Regions from separate parts of the Homo sapiens genome. Here regions 1 and 2 are each linked to region 3. The links are chromatin contacts, found by Hi-C or POLR2A ChIA-PET in ENCODE. All regions are on one chromosome and are shown on one strand. Each heading gives the region's core, a stretch centred on a gene start or an enhancer-like site at or near the end of the contact. The rest is flanking DNA. Distances are from core to core; before and after follow the strand shown. Region 1 holds the start of THAP8 (THAP domain containing 8). Region 2 holds the start of UQCRFS1 (ubiquinol-cytochrome c reductase, Rieske iron-sulfur polypeptide 1). Region 3 holds the start of ANKRD27 (ankyrin repeat domain 27).

What was found. A loop is a pair of places that touch in the nucleus more often than their neighbours do. ChIA-PET counts read pairs that join two places held with the same protein, here RNA polymerase II (POLR2A). Pooled maps may share reads with other maps.
Region 1: a loop to region 3 is called in a map with no recorded cell type, with 13 times the contacts of the local background. The contact joins the promoter of THAP8 here to the promoter of ANKRD27 in region 3. A Hi-C loop is called at or near these places in 1 of 37 single-sample maps with no recorded cell type and 1 of 50 pooled maps. POLR2A ChIA-PET finds 5 or more read pairs at or near these places in 1 of 52 experiments (HepG2).
Region 2: a pooled map shows a loop between it and region 3 (26-fold over the local background). The contact joins the promoter of UQCRFS1 here to the promoter of ANKRD27 in region 3. A Hi-C loop is called at or near these places in 11 of 50 pooled maps.

Annotation. Positions count from the first base shown.
Region 1 is chr19:36,051,840-36,056,333 of GRCh38, forward strand. THAP8 (THAP domain containing 8) reads right to left here and starts at 2,446. Exons shown (of 4, transcript NM_152658.3): 1 at 2,296-2,446. The coding sequence starts at 2,378. It overlaps WDR62 (WD repeat domain 62), which reads left to right and starts at 3,058. Exons shown (of 32, transcript NM_001083961.2): 1 at 3,058-3,309. The coding sequence starts at 3,133.
Region 2 is chr19:29,210,747-29,214,897 of GRCh38, forward strand. UQCRFS1 (ubiquinol-cytochrome c reductase, Rieske iron-sulfur polypeptide 1) reads right to left here and starts at 2,405. Exons shown (of 2, transcript NM_006003.3): 1 at 2,159-2,405. The coding sequence starts at 2,372. It overlaps UQCRFS1-DT (UQCRFS1 divergent transcript), which reads left to right and starts at 2,507. Exons shown (of 2, transcript NR_184022.1): 1 at 2,507-2,662. RefSeq lists a silencer at 1,999-2,308 and an enhancer at 2,349-2,588.
Region 3 is chr19:32,672,449-32,677,086 of GRCh38, forward strand. It overlaps ANKRD27 (ankyrin repeat domain 27), which reads right to left and starts at 2,732. Exons shown (of 29, transcript NM_032139.3): 1 at 2,623-2,732. It overlaps RGS9BP (regulator of G protein signaling 9 binding protein), which reads left to right and starts at 3,400. Exons shown (of 1, transcript NM_207391.3): 1 at 3,400-4,638. The coding sequence starts at 3,816. The coding sequence ends at 4,523. RefSeq lists silencers at 2,217-2,266, 2,287-3,016, 3,587-3,646 and enhancers at 2,660-3,279, 3,167-3,276, 4,047-4,096.

The DNA of each region.
Region 1 (4,494 bases), core at 1,196-3,695, 3.4 Mb after region 3:
GGTGAGTGGCAGGCAGGTGAGCGAGTGAGAGAAGCTTCATCTGTATTTACAGCCACTCCCCACTGCTCGCATTACCACCTGAGTTCCGCCTCCTGTCAGAGCAGCAGCAGCATTAGATTCTCACAAGAGTGTGAATCCTATTCTGAACTGTGCATGTGAGAGATCTAGGTTGCCCTCCATTTTTTTTTTGTTTGTTTGTTTTTTGGGTTTTTTGGTTTTTTTTTTAGATGAAGTCTCACTCTGTCGCCAGGCTGGAGTGCAGTGGCGCAATCTCGGCTCACTGCAACCTCTGCCTCCTGGGTTCAAGTGATCCTCCTGCCTCAGCCTCCCAAGTAGCTGGGATTACAGGCATGTGCCACCACACCTAGCTAATTTTTGTATTTTTAGTAGAGACAAGGTTTCGCCATGTTGGCCAGGATGGTCTCGATCTCCTGACCTCGTGATCTGCCCGCCTTGGCCTCCCAAAGTGCTGGGATTACAGGCATGAGCCACTGTGCCTGGCCAGTTGCCCGCTTTTTATGAGAATCTAATGCCTGATGATCTGAAGCGTTTCATCCCAAAACCATTCCCCCAACCCTATCCCATCCGTGGAAAAACTGTCTTCCACAAAACCAGTCCCTGGTGCCATAAGGGTTGGGGACCACTGCCATAGGCCCTATGGGCCTTTGTTTTGTGAGGGAGTCTCAACAAACAGAGTTATTTTTTAGGTGAAATGTAAACTAAGCAGTGTTCAGATTGCCTCAAAGCAAATCAGAACTGTGTGTAAAGGGATCAATATCAGGTCCGGATGGTGAAGTGGGCCCAGGGTTTGTCTTCTCAGATGCAATAAAGTTTACATAGATGTAGAATATTGTGTCCTTATCTGAAGCTCCAAACCTGGATTGTAAATAGGGACTGCTTTTCTGTGTCAAAGTGACTTAGCTCCTCCAAGCAAAAGTGAGATGTTTCATTCTTACTTGATGTGATTTCAAACAGCAAAGTTTGTGATCATCTCTGACTTTAGACAACCAAAGTTTCCTACTAAGAAAGCAGTAGACACTCAAAGGATGGGAATTCTGCCACTTTACATCTGCAGTATGTCCAAGAGAAATATTTTTTCCTGGCTGGGTGCAGTGGCTCACGCCTGTAATCCAAGCACTTTGGGAGGCCGAGGCAGGAGGACTGCTTGTGCCCAGGAGTTTGAGACTAGACTGGACAACATAGGGTGATCCCATCTCTCTCTTTAAAAACAAAATTTTTTTTTTTGAGACGGAGTCTCACTCTTGTTGCCCACGCTGGATTGCAGTGGCCTCATCTTGGCTCACTGCAACCTCTGCCTTCTGGATTCATGCGATTCTCCTGCCTCAGCCCACGGAGTAGCTGGAATTACACGCATGAGCCACCACGCCCATCTAATTTTTGTATTTTTAGTAGACACGGGGTTTCACCATGTTGGCCAGGCTGGTCTCGAACTCCTGACCTCAGGTGATCTGCCCGCCTCGGCCTCCCAAAGTGCTGGGATTACAGGCGTGAGCCACCAAGCCTGGCAAAAAAAAAAAAAAAAAAAAAAAAAAAAAAAAATTTAAATTATCCAGGCATGGTGGCGCGTGCCTCTGGTCCCAGCTACTTGGTAGGGTGAGGTGGGAGGATCACTTGAGCCCGGGAGGTCGAGGTTGCAGTGAGCTGTGATCGTTCCACTGCATTCCAGCCTGGGCGACAAAGCGATCTTGTCTCAAAAAAAAAAAAAAAAAAAAGCAAAGAAATGTTTTTTCCTAGTAATTCTTCCACCAACTGGCTTATGTCAGCCAGATAAATAAGGAGACAGATCTTTTACAGTCGAAGCTAATTCTGACTTTCCCAAGTATGACGAAAGAGGTAAGGATGACATTTTTTAAACCTAAGCAACAAGAAGAATGAAGCACGCTACTAAGATAAGACAGACTGGAAGGTTTTGGGGAGACACGATCGCAAGCTCAGTTTCGGATGCTCTGAGTTTCAGATGGCTCAAATGCGTGGGGAGGGCAAGTGGGCATCTGCAGGCTCTCTAACAGCCTGCACCGACTTCACTTCTTACATCCCTTTCACTCTTCGGCTCGCTTCGCTCGCTATCTGTAGTCAATCGTCTACTCCTGTTTCCCACGCCTGCACCTTTGTATGTGCAATGGACACTGCCAGGAAGGCCATCTCCTCATGGTTTAACCCCACTTCCTAACACCCTCAAGCAAGACCAGAAGCCCCGCACAGCAGCACTAATGCTCGGGCCCCACCCCTCTCAGGGTCCCGCCTCCCTCAAGCCCCGCCCCGCGCTGCGCTCACTTGTAGAAGCTCACAGGGCGGTTGTCTGCACCCAGGCGGCCCGCAGTGTTGGAGCAGTTCGGCGCCCTGCAGTACTTGGGCATGGCTATCCAGCCCCCGCTGAGTTTTGCCGGGTCAGCGGCTGCACTTTGGTTCTCGCGGAGCGCCGCCTAACCCCGCCCCACCCGCGCTCGCCGCCTGCCTCACGTGACGTCCGTGGAGTCTCGTCACGTACCGGGGAGAGAGCTGAGAGCGCCTGCCTACTAGGCGCCCCTCCACAGTGCCACAGTCCCGCCCTCGTCACGTGACGAATGGGCCATAGCGAGTACTGTGCACCTGCGCAAAGCCGGCCCTTCGTCACCCCGACTTTCATCACGTGTTGGGGGGAAGGGCGGCGTCACGGCGTTTCTGAGCCTGCGCCAACCAAATCAACTGGCTAGTCAATCTCTTACGGCTCCACCCTACGCCTACATCCGGGCAACCGTTGGGGCGCACATAGTTCCTCTAGGTGGCGGCAAAAACCGAGGTGAGGCGGCCGTGGCCTTAGCCTCGTAAAAATTAAAACCTGTATGTTTCAGCGAATAATGAAAACGCAGTCTGGATGAAAGACCCCATGACGCTTAATCAGGCATCCAGTACACTGGCTGTGGCCCCGCCCCGCCAGGCACTCGCTCCGCCTCTTCGCCCCCATTGGTTCTAAGCGCCGCCCGGCATCCCTGCGATTGGCTAGGCCGGGCCCGTCGCGTCCAATAGGCGGTGGCGCCGGCTTTCCCGCGGCTGTTCGCTGTTCCAGTGGGTCGTGGCGGTGGCGGCAGCGGCGGTTAGGGGATGTAACGGTCGCCCGCCTCCGGCGTGACGATGGCGGCCGTAGGGTCCGGAGGCTATGCGCGGAACGATGCAGGGGAGAAGCTGCCCTCTGTCATGGCGGGAGTTCCGGCGCGGAGGGGCCAGTCCTCCCCGCCCCCCGCCCCACCAATCTGCCTACGGCGGCGGACGCGACTCTCGACGGCCTCCGAGGAGACGGTGCAGAACCGGGTGAGAAGCTGCTCGCCATGTCTACCCCAGTTCCAGGCTTCCTAGGTTTCCCCTAGTCCCGTCCTGAGAACTGTGGCCCCGACATCAGCCCCCGGCCAGTCCCCTCAGGTTGTTCCCTGCCATGCCTCGTCCCCTAACCCCCGCCCCTTTAGCCACGGCCCCTCCCACTTTCTCCTCGCTGCTTTCCCGGCTCCACCCTCAGCGTTGGAGCAATTCGGGGGTTCCTCGCTGGTTCCCACCCGTGGAAATGCATTTTGCTTCTGTAAATCACAGCCTAGTCCTGCTATATTTTAACCCCCGTTCTATCGCCTTTAGACGTCACGATCATAGCTCACTGCAGCCTCACTGCCCTGGCCCCCGCTGAGTCATTAAGGTCCCTTCGAGGGTTCGGTCCAGAGTGTTACCTGCCCCAACTCTTCCTCGCTTCTACCCCGCCTTCTCTCACCTTCTGCGATCTCTATCCTTTTTCCTCACCAAGGTGGGATTCTTAATCCATATTGTCACTCAAAACTATGAGAAAGACGTGAGAAGTTATTTATAAAATCTCTGCAGTGCTGCCTGGGGAGGAGGGCGTACAGAACAGTTCCCTAAATCCTGAGACAGAAAAATGGAAAGAAATGATTTCACAGTAGGTAGAAGGAATTCCATTAGCACAGCGGCAATTAAAAAAATTGTTTTCCAGCTGTGTAGGCACAAAATCTGTTTTTATAAAATGGAGATGATAAGAACCATACTACTGGTAGGGCGCGGTAGCTCACGTCTGTAATCCCAGCACTTTGGGAGGCCAAGGTGGGCTGTTCACCTGAGATCAGTTCAAGACCAGCCTGGCCAACATGGTGAAACCCGTCTCTACAAAAAGTAGAAAAATTAGCCCGGCATGCTAGCGCGCGCCTGTAATCCCAGCTACTCAGGAGGCTGAGGCGGGAGAAATCGCTTGAACCTGGGAGGCGGAGGTTGCAGTGAGCTGAGGTCATGCCACTGCACTCCAGCCTGGGCGACAGAGTGAGACTCTGTCTCAAAATAAATAAATAAATAAATTATACTATTGCATTGGAGGGAAATGAAATTTTAATTGTGATCTTCTTGGCACGGAGTCCAGATAAAGGGAGGATACCTGGTAGCTGCTGGTGGAGCTTGTTCCTGCCCCATGACTTTCTCCTGCACTGTGATTATACCGCCCACTCC
Region 2 (4,151 bases), core at 1,155-3,654, 3.5 Mb before region 3:
TCCGGTCTATCATTGTTGGACATTTGGATTGGTTCCAAGTCTTTGCTATTGTGAATAGTGCCCCAATAAACATACATGTAAATGTGTCTTTATAGCAGCATGATTTATAGTCTTTTGGGTATATACCCAGTAATGGGATGGCTGGGTCAAATGGTATTTCTAGTTCTAGATCCCTGAGGAATCTCCACACTGACTTCCACAATGGTTGAACTAGTTTACAGTCCCACCAACAGTGTAAAAGTGTTCCTATTTCTCCACATCCTCTCCAGCACCTGTTGTTTCCTGACTTTTTAATGACTGCCATTCTAACTGGTGTGAGATGGTATCTCATTGTGGTTTACAGGCAACCTAAAAATTGGGAGAAAATTTTTGCAACCTACTCATCTGACAAAGGGCTAATATCCAGAATCTACAATGAACTCAAACAAATTTACAAGAAAAAAACAAACAACCCCATCAAAAAGTGGGCGAAGGACATGAACAGACACTTCTCAAAAGAAGACATTTATGCAGCCAAAAAACACATGAAAAAATGCTCAGCATCACTGGCCATCAGAGAAATGTAAGCCTCCAATTTTTTGAAGAAACTTTAGCAACACGACGAATTCCAAAGATGCTTTTCTTTTGCTATTGAAATGTTCTCCTTCCTTCCTTCTCACCTCCAGGTCCCAAGGATGGGCTAGGGTACTCTACACCTGCCATGGACAGTTTCTTCAAAACCCACTGATGCTCCTTAACAAATATTCATTCACAAATACTTTGCACTAACTGTATACAAAATCCGACGTTGTGAAAGATAGAAAAATAAAGAAGATATTACCTTCTCTATGCCCTTAAGCCCAAGGGTGGAGGAGTTACCAATAAACACAATACAGAGTGTAAAGTGTATGTGCTACAGAGACAGACAAATCAGCAAATAAAAACTTTATTCACCTGATCCTTAACTGAGATTGAAAAGATGGGTAAGGAAAACATATGGACATGTAGCAACTTAGTGGAAGGACCATGAAGAAAGTGCAGAGCCCAGGGTGAATGAAGACAGAGTAAAAAGAAAAGTGGCGGGCAATTTGGTTAGCGTGTAGGGGAAGAGTCACAAACAGCTATCAGTGGAGCCAGGCTGGTAACAGAATGAAACACGCAGACCTGGTAAAGACTGTGACAAACTGGAGAAGACCACTTGCTCCAACTGCGGGGGCGGCCACTACACAGCACACTATGGAATTTTCCCAAGTAGAAACTAGATCCCAGTATTACCGGCTTCCAGCATTTTAAGAGATGCCATTAGTCTTCCCAGTTTTTTTGAAAACTACACAGCCTGCAGACACACTGCCCACAGGCTGCCATTTCTCTATCTCCGATACAGGGCCAAGTAAAGATGGAAGGCGAGGCAAAGAAGATAAACGGGGATCTAAGGACAGAGGGTGTGGAATAGCCCCTGCGAAGAGCTCAGTGGCTACGACAATTCGTCTTGTCAAATCCCTGCTACCACATGTCCACACCACGGATCCTGGTGCGAGTCATTCTACCTCGTCTGTTTTCTCATCTGTAAAATGTAAATGTCGTCAATCTCTGCCCGTCCTTGACGACTGATTATGTTGTGACACTACACTGTAACTGACCTTGTGTATGTTTTTTTTGTTTTTTTTTTGGTGGGGGGGTGATGAAGGGGAAGGACATGAAGGGATCGGTAGTGGTGAGAAGACCAACTTCCCAAATATTAGTAAGTTTCCATTTCTTAAGCATGTAAGTGCCCAAACTGTGCTAACGGCTTTACGTAGAATTCCTCCACCTAAGCCTCACGACACCCCTACAAAATTGATAAAGATATGAATCCATTTCACAGGAAGTACGTTTAGAAACTCGCCCAAGGTCAAACGACCTGCAAGCAACAAAACCCCTCAGAGGTGGCTGGAACAGCGGGACTACAGAGCTCGTGAACTCGGCCGAGGAGGAACCAGGCGAAGCCGGCGGACGCGAGTCCAGGCCGGCCACCAGAAAGACGCCCCGAGCCCGGGGGCCAGGCCCAGAGTTGCGGAGGCCGCCCAGCCCGACCTGATTCAGGCTCCGCTCGCGCGCCCGCGGCCGCTCCCTGCTGGGGGCCGGAGGAGCGGGCACCGAGAGACCCCCAGCCCTGCTCGCGGCCCTCGCCCCGGCTCACCATTGAGGCCCACGGAGGCGACCAAAGGCCGGCGCACGGCCTGGCCGCTCAGCGACTCCCGGCTGAGGAAGGGCCGCTTCAGGTCCAACACAGGCTGCTCCGGGGTGGCGGGCACCGTGGCCTGCACCAAGGGCCGCAGCGCGCCCGCCACCCCGCGGGACGTGGCCGACAGGACGGGCGCGAACGGGCCTGAGCGGGATGCTACCGACAACATGGCGACAGCCGCTCCAACCGCCAAGCCGGTCACAGGGACGACCTTCCAACCACGGCGCAGGCGCGAGGAGGCGCGGGACGCGTGACGACAGCGCGCCGCCGGAAAGGAAATTCTGCAGTCCTGCAGGGCGGGGCAAACTTGGAGAGGCGCTGCGTCGGGGGACGGGGCTACAAGCCGTCGCTGGGGGCGGGGCTTGCGGCCCACCTGTAGGTCCCGGTGCCACCTCGTCAGTGTCCCGAGAGATCCCCAGAAGAACGAGAGGGCTGAACAGGGGACCCCACTGACGTCCGGTGGGCCGACTTTACGATCCTTTAGGGTAAAAATTTCATCTAGGAAGACCTAGAGATAACAATAAACGATTATAGTTTAACTTAGGATGGTAATATATCTCAACTACGACGAAGTCCAGCACATAGTAATCGCTATGTGTTTACTATGATGATTTTTATTATCTTCATCTAACAACAACAACAACAAAAAGGCCAGAGGCATCTGTGCAAAGCTCGATAATGCTAATGGATTATGTTTATTAAGTATTCACTGTGTATTTGGTTTTGCGTTTTATTATACCTACGTTCTTTCATTTGTTATCAAGGTCTCTATGAAGTCAGAGCTATTACTATCAGCATTTTACCCATGAAGAAACCGAGGTTTAGAGAGATTCTTTTCCAGGAACTGGATAGCCAGCAAGATGTGAAGCAGGGTAATCTGTCTCCTGAGTCTATGCTCTTCAGTGCCACCACTGTTTCCCAAAGTAGGATTTTAGAATTTTAGAGGATGCACAGAGCTCGCTCATTCATGTTCCATCACATAGTGAGAAAGTTTTGTTTTCTTTTGTTTTGTTTTTCAATCCTGATTGCACCAATGAGAAAGTCTCAGTTTGGTGCTAATACATCTTTAATTAAAAAAAAAAAAAAGTAGAGATGAGGTCTCACTATATTGCCCACTCCAGTCTCGAACTTCTGGCCTCAAGGAGTCCTGTCTCCCCCTCCCAAAGTACTGGGATTATAGGCATGAGCAAATTCACTTGGCCTCAGTTTGATCCTAATATATCTTTAATTCCTCTCTACACTTATCTCCCACTTTTAACAGAAAAGATCTTGAGTTAGAAGCTCTTAGCAGAGAACTGAGTCTAGAGTGATTTCATTATATGGTTCATAGTATTGATTTTCTATCCATACTGGTTTTCTATTCTGTACTATACTGAGATAAAGTTTTTCATTTAGGTCAAAAATAATTTAAATATTAAGTAAATGTTAATATAAGCAGTGCACAGAATTGGCTCTGTGCTGTGCATGGGCTCTGTGATCTGGGCAAGTTCCCTCACCTCTCTGTGCCTCAGTTTCCTCACCTGCCAAATGGGGGCAGTAATGATGCCATGTGTGTTGTAAAGTTACTGGGAGGAGTAAATGAACTAAAACGTGTAAAGCATCTACAAGCAGGCCCAGCACACAGGCAGCACCAAGTGAGGATTTGCTAGTGGTGTTTTTATCTGAGATGCCACCTCCTCTAAGAAGCCTTCCCTTGATCCTTGCTGACTCGTTGTTATTCCTCATGCCAGGTCCAAAGTGTACTGACAGGTTTCCCCTTTGACCTTCCTATGACTCCCCTTAGGGCCTAGGCTTTGACCAGCCTTATAGCCCAAGGGACTATATTGTACTCTCAAGATTGGAGGCTGCCTCCTCAGGGGCCACCCTAGCCAGGCTCATCACACAGCTGGCTCAGTGCTCTCCCTTGGCAACAACCTTAGGATAAAAGACATTTCCAGAGAAGTTGTCA
Region 3 (4,638 bases), core at 1,482-3,981:
CAAAACGATAGTGGGGCATTAAGAGGAAGCCCCAGCTCCCAGGGAGAGGTCATCTCTCACAAGAGCTGGAACTCCACTGTCCATATCCAGGGTAGGTGAGGGGCTAACCCCAGGTCATAGCCAAGCAAGCACAAAGGCAAAAAGCCCAAAACAATCAGGATGCTCAGTGCCAGCCCAACACAGTGATAGCTGGAATGGGCAGGGCTAGAGAGAAGCCAGGACTGGAACCAGGGCGGGACCATGCAGGGAGCGGGAAAGTTTGGAGGAGCACAACAGCCCCTCCGAATGCCACCGCATCACCCTGTTCCCGGACCACAGGGAGAAGAACCACCATGCACCCTCCACCAGTATCTTGGGCAGATGGGCAGGAGCTCTAGGGCCGCTTCTCAGTGTTCCTCAGATGGAGAATCAACCTCAGGACAAATCAAGTCTGGATCCTTCTGGGCTGAATCCTTTCTAGGATTGGTACCTATCATGACATGGTCACATTCCTCCACTCCTCTATGAGAGGATGGAGTCATTGGACACCAACCTAATGCTGGCAAATGACAGACAGGAAGAGCCCCAGCAGGGCAGATGCCACAGAAACCTTAACTGGGACACAGAAACATCACTAACAAAGACCCAGCAGCTGTCTTGGTGAGGGAGACACAGTCTAACAGTCACAAAGAGGCACAACGGAGACCCTAACCCCCGGCCCTCTGCAGACACCTCTGCCTGCCCTCCCAGGGAAGCTGCCGGCCAAGATTATTTCAGGTCACCAGGCAAGACTGGGTGTAACTTGGGAATGTAAGTCTATCCAATGTCAGATCCCCAGGTGCATTCCTGTCCCTATGGCTGGTCAGAAGAAGTCTCTGCTCCTGCTCCCATCCTGCATCCCCTCCTTCCAAGGCCTACGGGCTGTGCCTCCTGGATCTGCCCCCTGGATTTCACTCACGCCTGTCCACCAGCAACACAACAAAGCGATCTTTCCAGCGCCGAGCTCTGCAGGATTCCTCAAAGGATTCCCCTGCACTCCCCACCAGGTGAGCCCTCAACTTCTCTGCTAGGTGCTCAGGACCTGGCACATCTGGCCTCTGGCCACCTTTGCAGCTTCCTCACCCTCTGCTGTCTCCAAAGCTTCCCCCGAAGGGAAAGAGTATTTTCCCTCTTTCCACCCATTTTGTCCTGAAAACTACTATCCCCCTGGGAACGACCCTATGTAGCGTGTGGGTGGCTGAGAACCCCCCTTCCACACAATGGTCAAGGCCAGGAGTACCCAAGCCCTGGCAGCAAACACCCAGCCTACTGCTCACCCAGTTAAAGGACGGACCCCTGGGTGACAGCAGGCCCCGGGGCTCAGTACACCGGACCCTTAGGCCACCTCAACACCAGTCCTCATGCCAGGCTGATCTCGAAACGTAACAGCTACTGCTCAGCAAAACGTGGTGGCTAGTGCCTGTAATCCCAACACCTTGGGAGGCCAAGACGAGAGCATGGCTTGAGTCCAGGAGTTCAAGACCAGCCTAGGCAACCTGCTAGACTCCATCTCTACAAAAAAAAAAAAAAAAAATTAAAAATTAGCCGTGCATAGTGGCATGCGCCTGTAGTCCCAGCTACTACAGAGGCTGAGGTGAAAGGATTGCTTGAGTCCAGGAGTTTGAGGCTGCAATGAGCTATGATGGCATCACTGCACTCCAGACTAGCCAACAGAGCCAGACCCTGTCTCAAAAAGAAAAAAACGAAAAGAAAGAAAAGAAAAAAAATATCCACTGCTCTACTCTTCGGCCAGTGGGAAGAGTGCATTTTTTAATCAAAATAGGGGCCTCTATCCATGAAACCCATCAACTTGTAAAATCTGAGCTCTCTGCAGCCTCACAGTCCCTCCAGCACTGCCAGCAGCCCTCGTTCCCTGCATGCTCTAAATCCTCAGCGAAGACCCGTCCCTTGCTCCCTCGCCCAGCACAGGCCGCGAGTGCCCACGTCCCCTGCACCTCGTGGGGCAGCCAAGGGGGCACCGCGTGGCTCGTGTGCTCCTGGGCAGTCCATTTTCAACCACAAGACGGAACAGACTCAGAATCCGGAACATCTCTCGGTGCTTAAGAGTTTTCCTTTAACAATCTTTACCTGTGGGAATGCAGAGACCCCCCCGCCCTGCGAGAGGCCGGCAGCCAGGGATTCCCCGCTCCGCGCCCTCATCACCCCCCGGAAACCACAACCGCTGCGCGCGCGGCTCGGACCCCCACCCGCCGCTCCCCTCCAGCAGACCCTAGGCCTCCGGGAAACCGCGCGGCGACCGCCCCGCGCCCCGCCAGATCCGAACCGCCGGACCCGGCACCCCGGCCACACCCGCCGGTGTCGACGCAGCGAGGCTCGGAGGGTGCATTCTCCGCGCCGACCGCTCCCCTCCTCCAGACCCGAGGGGCGGAGTGGGCAGGGCGCGCCGGCTGCGCACCGGGCACCCACCTGGGGACGCGGGGGCTGGGGCGGCGCGGGGCCACCTGGCGGACCCGGGAGCGGACTCCGGAGAGCAGGGAGCCCCTCCCCCCTCACTCTCCGGGCCCCGCCCGGCCGCCGCGCCCCGAGGCGCAGCCATCCCGCGGGAGGGGAGGCGCAGGAGGAGGCCAGCGCGAGGACACTTACTTAAAAGGCTACATCGCTTCATTCCCAGCCCATCCTGGGCGACGGCGGCACCTCCCTCGTCCGCTGCTGGGACCTCGATGCCCACCACCCTCGCGCGGCGATCTGGCCCTATAGCCCACCCCTTACTCCGCCGTGGGGCGGAGCCGCGCCACAGCTGACCCAATGAGAAACCGTCGTTTCCCAGAGTGACGTGTACGCAGAGCAATCATGGAGTCCAGCCCAGCCGGGGGCGGGGCTCAGGCGGCTCCCTACGCTTCCTACTCCAGCTGGCCCCGCCCCACGCCCGCAACTGCGCGTGCCCAGAACGTGAGGGGCGGGGCTGGGAGCCGGGCTGACACTAGAGGTGGGGTTAGCGCTTGGAAGCACCGACCAACGTGAGCGCAACGCGGCAGGGACACCTGACCCCGGCGGCGCCCAGCCCCTCGGATTGCCAGTCACTGCTCGCTTTGGGGCACGGAGGTGCCCAGTCCTGCGGGGCACCCGACGTCCTGTCGCCGACAGGGTCCGGGAGTCAGTATAGCTGGGTTCTAGTCCCATCACAGGCAAAAACTCCGCGGGAGCCTGGCCCGCTTTTTACCTGGGCCTCAGTTTCCCCATCCGTAAAATAGAACGGGTTGGATCTCCCGAGCGCTAACATTCCAGAACTCGGATGGGGCGAAGGGGAGGGAGGGATGGGCCACCCACACGTGACCTCCCCGCGTGGAGCCCCGCCTACCACTGATCCAGGGGGTGGCAGCTCCGGCCGGGACGAGCGGGGTGGGCGGGTCCTAGGAAACCCTACCCGGCCGCCCTTGGCAGCGCCTAAGGCGGAGCGCGCGGCTCTGCAGCCTGCTTGCCCCGGAGTTGGCACCCACGGAGGATGGGGACCGCACCCTCAGCTTCGCAGGGAGCCACCGTGGAGGCCAGGGCGGTGCAGAGACACGACGTGTGACTCGGAGTGCGCCTGGGGAGGATGGACGAGGGAGCGGGGGACCGCTAACGGGGCTCCCTCTGCGCGCCCCGTCCGCAGAGGCGCACGTCGAGGGTCCCGGGCGGGCTCCGTGGACGTTGGCGGTAGCGCCGAGCGAGTCACGGACCATGAAGAGCGTTCGTGCCGCGCGGCCCAAGGCCGGGATGGGGGTTAGCCACATCCTGCCGCGCTGAGGGGGAGGCTAACGGGCGCGGGCGGCCGGGCCCAGCCGGAGCCCACCGCGATGGCGAGGGAGGAGTGCAAGGCGCTGCTGGACGGGCTCAACAAGACGACTGCGTGCTACCACCACCTGGTGCTGACCGTCGGTGGCTCGGCGGACTCGCAGAACCTGCGGCAGGAGCTGCAAAAGACGCGCCAGAAGGCGCAGGAGCTGGCGGTGTCCACCTGCGCCCGGCTGACTGCTGTGCTGCGCGACCGGGGCCTGGCCGCCGACGAGCGCGCCGAGTTCGAGCGGCTCTGGGTGGCCTTCTCGGGCTGCCTGGACCTGCTGGAAGCGGACATGCGACGCGCGCTGGAGCTGGGCGCCGCGTTCCCGCTGCACGCGCCGCGGCGGCCGCTGGTGCGCACAGGTGTGGCTGGCGCCTCCTCCGGCGTGGCGGCGCGCGCGCTGAGCACCCGCAGCCTGCGGCTCGAGGCGGAGGGCGACTTCGACGTCGCGGACCTGCGGGAGCTGGAGCGCGAGGTCCTTCAGGTGGGCGAGATGATCGACAACATGGAGATGAAGGTCAACGTGCCCCGCTGGACCGTGCAAGCCCGGCAGGCGGCGGGCGCCGAGCTCCTGTCCACGGTCAGCGCCGGCCCCTCCTCGGTCGTGTCCTTGCAGGAGCGCGGGGGGGGTTGCGACCCCAGGAAGGCCCTGGCCGCCATCCTTTTCGGCGCCGTGCTGCTGGCGGCTGTGGCCCTAGCCGTGTGCGTGGCGAAGCTGAGCTGACGGACACCCGACGGCCGCCTGCTGCTGCCGCTCCCTCCCCTGAGAAAAGACTCGGGATGGGTGTGGGGTCTGGCCTGTGCAAGGGGAGTGGTCCTAAAACCCCGTGTGTGCATGG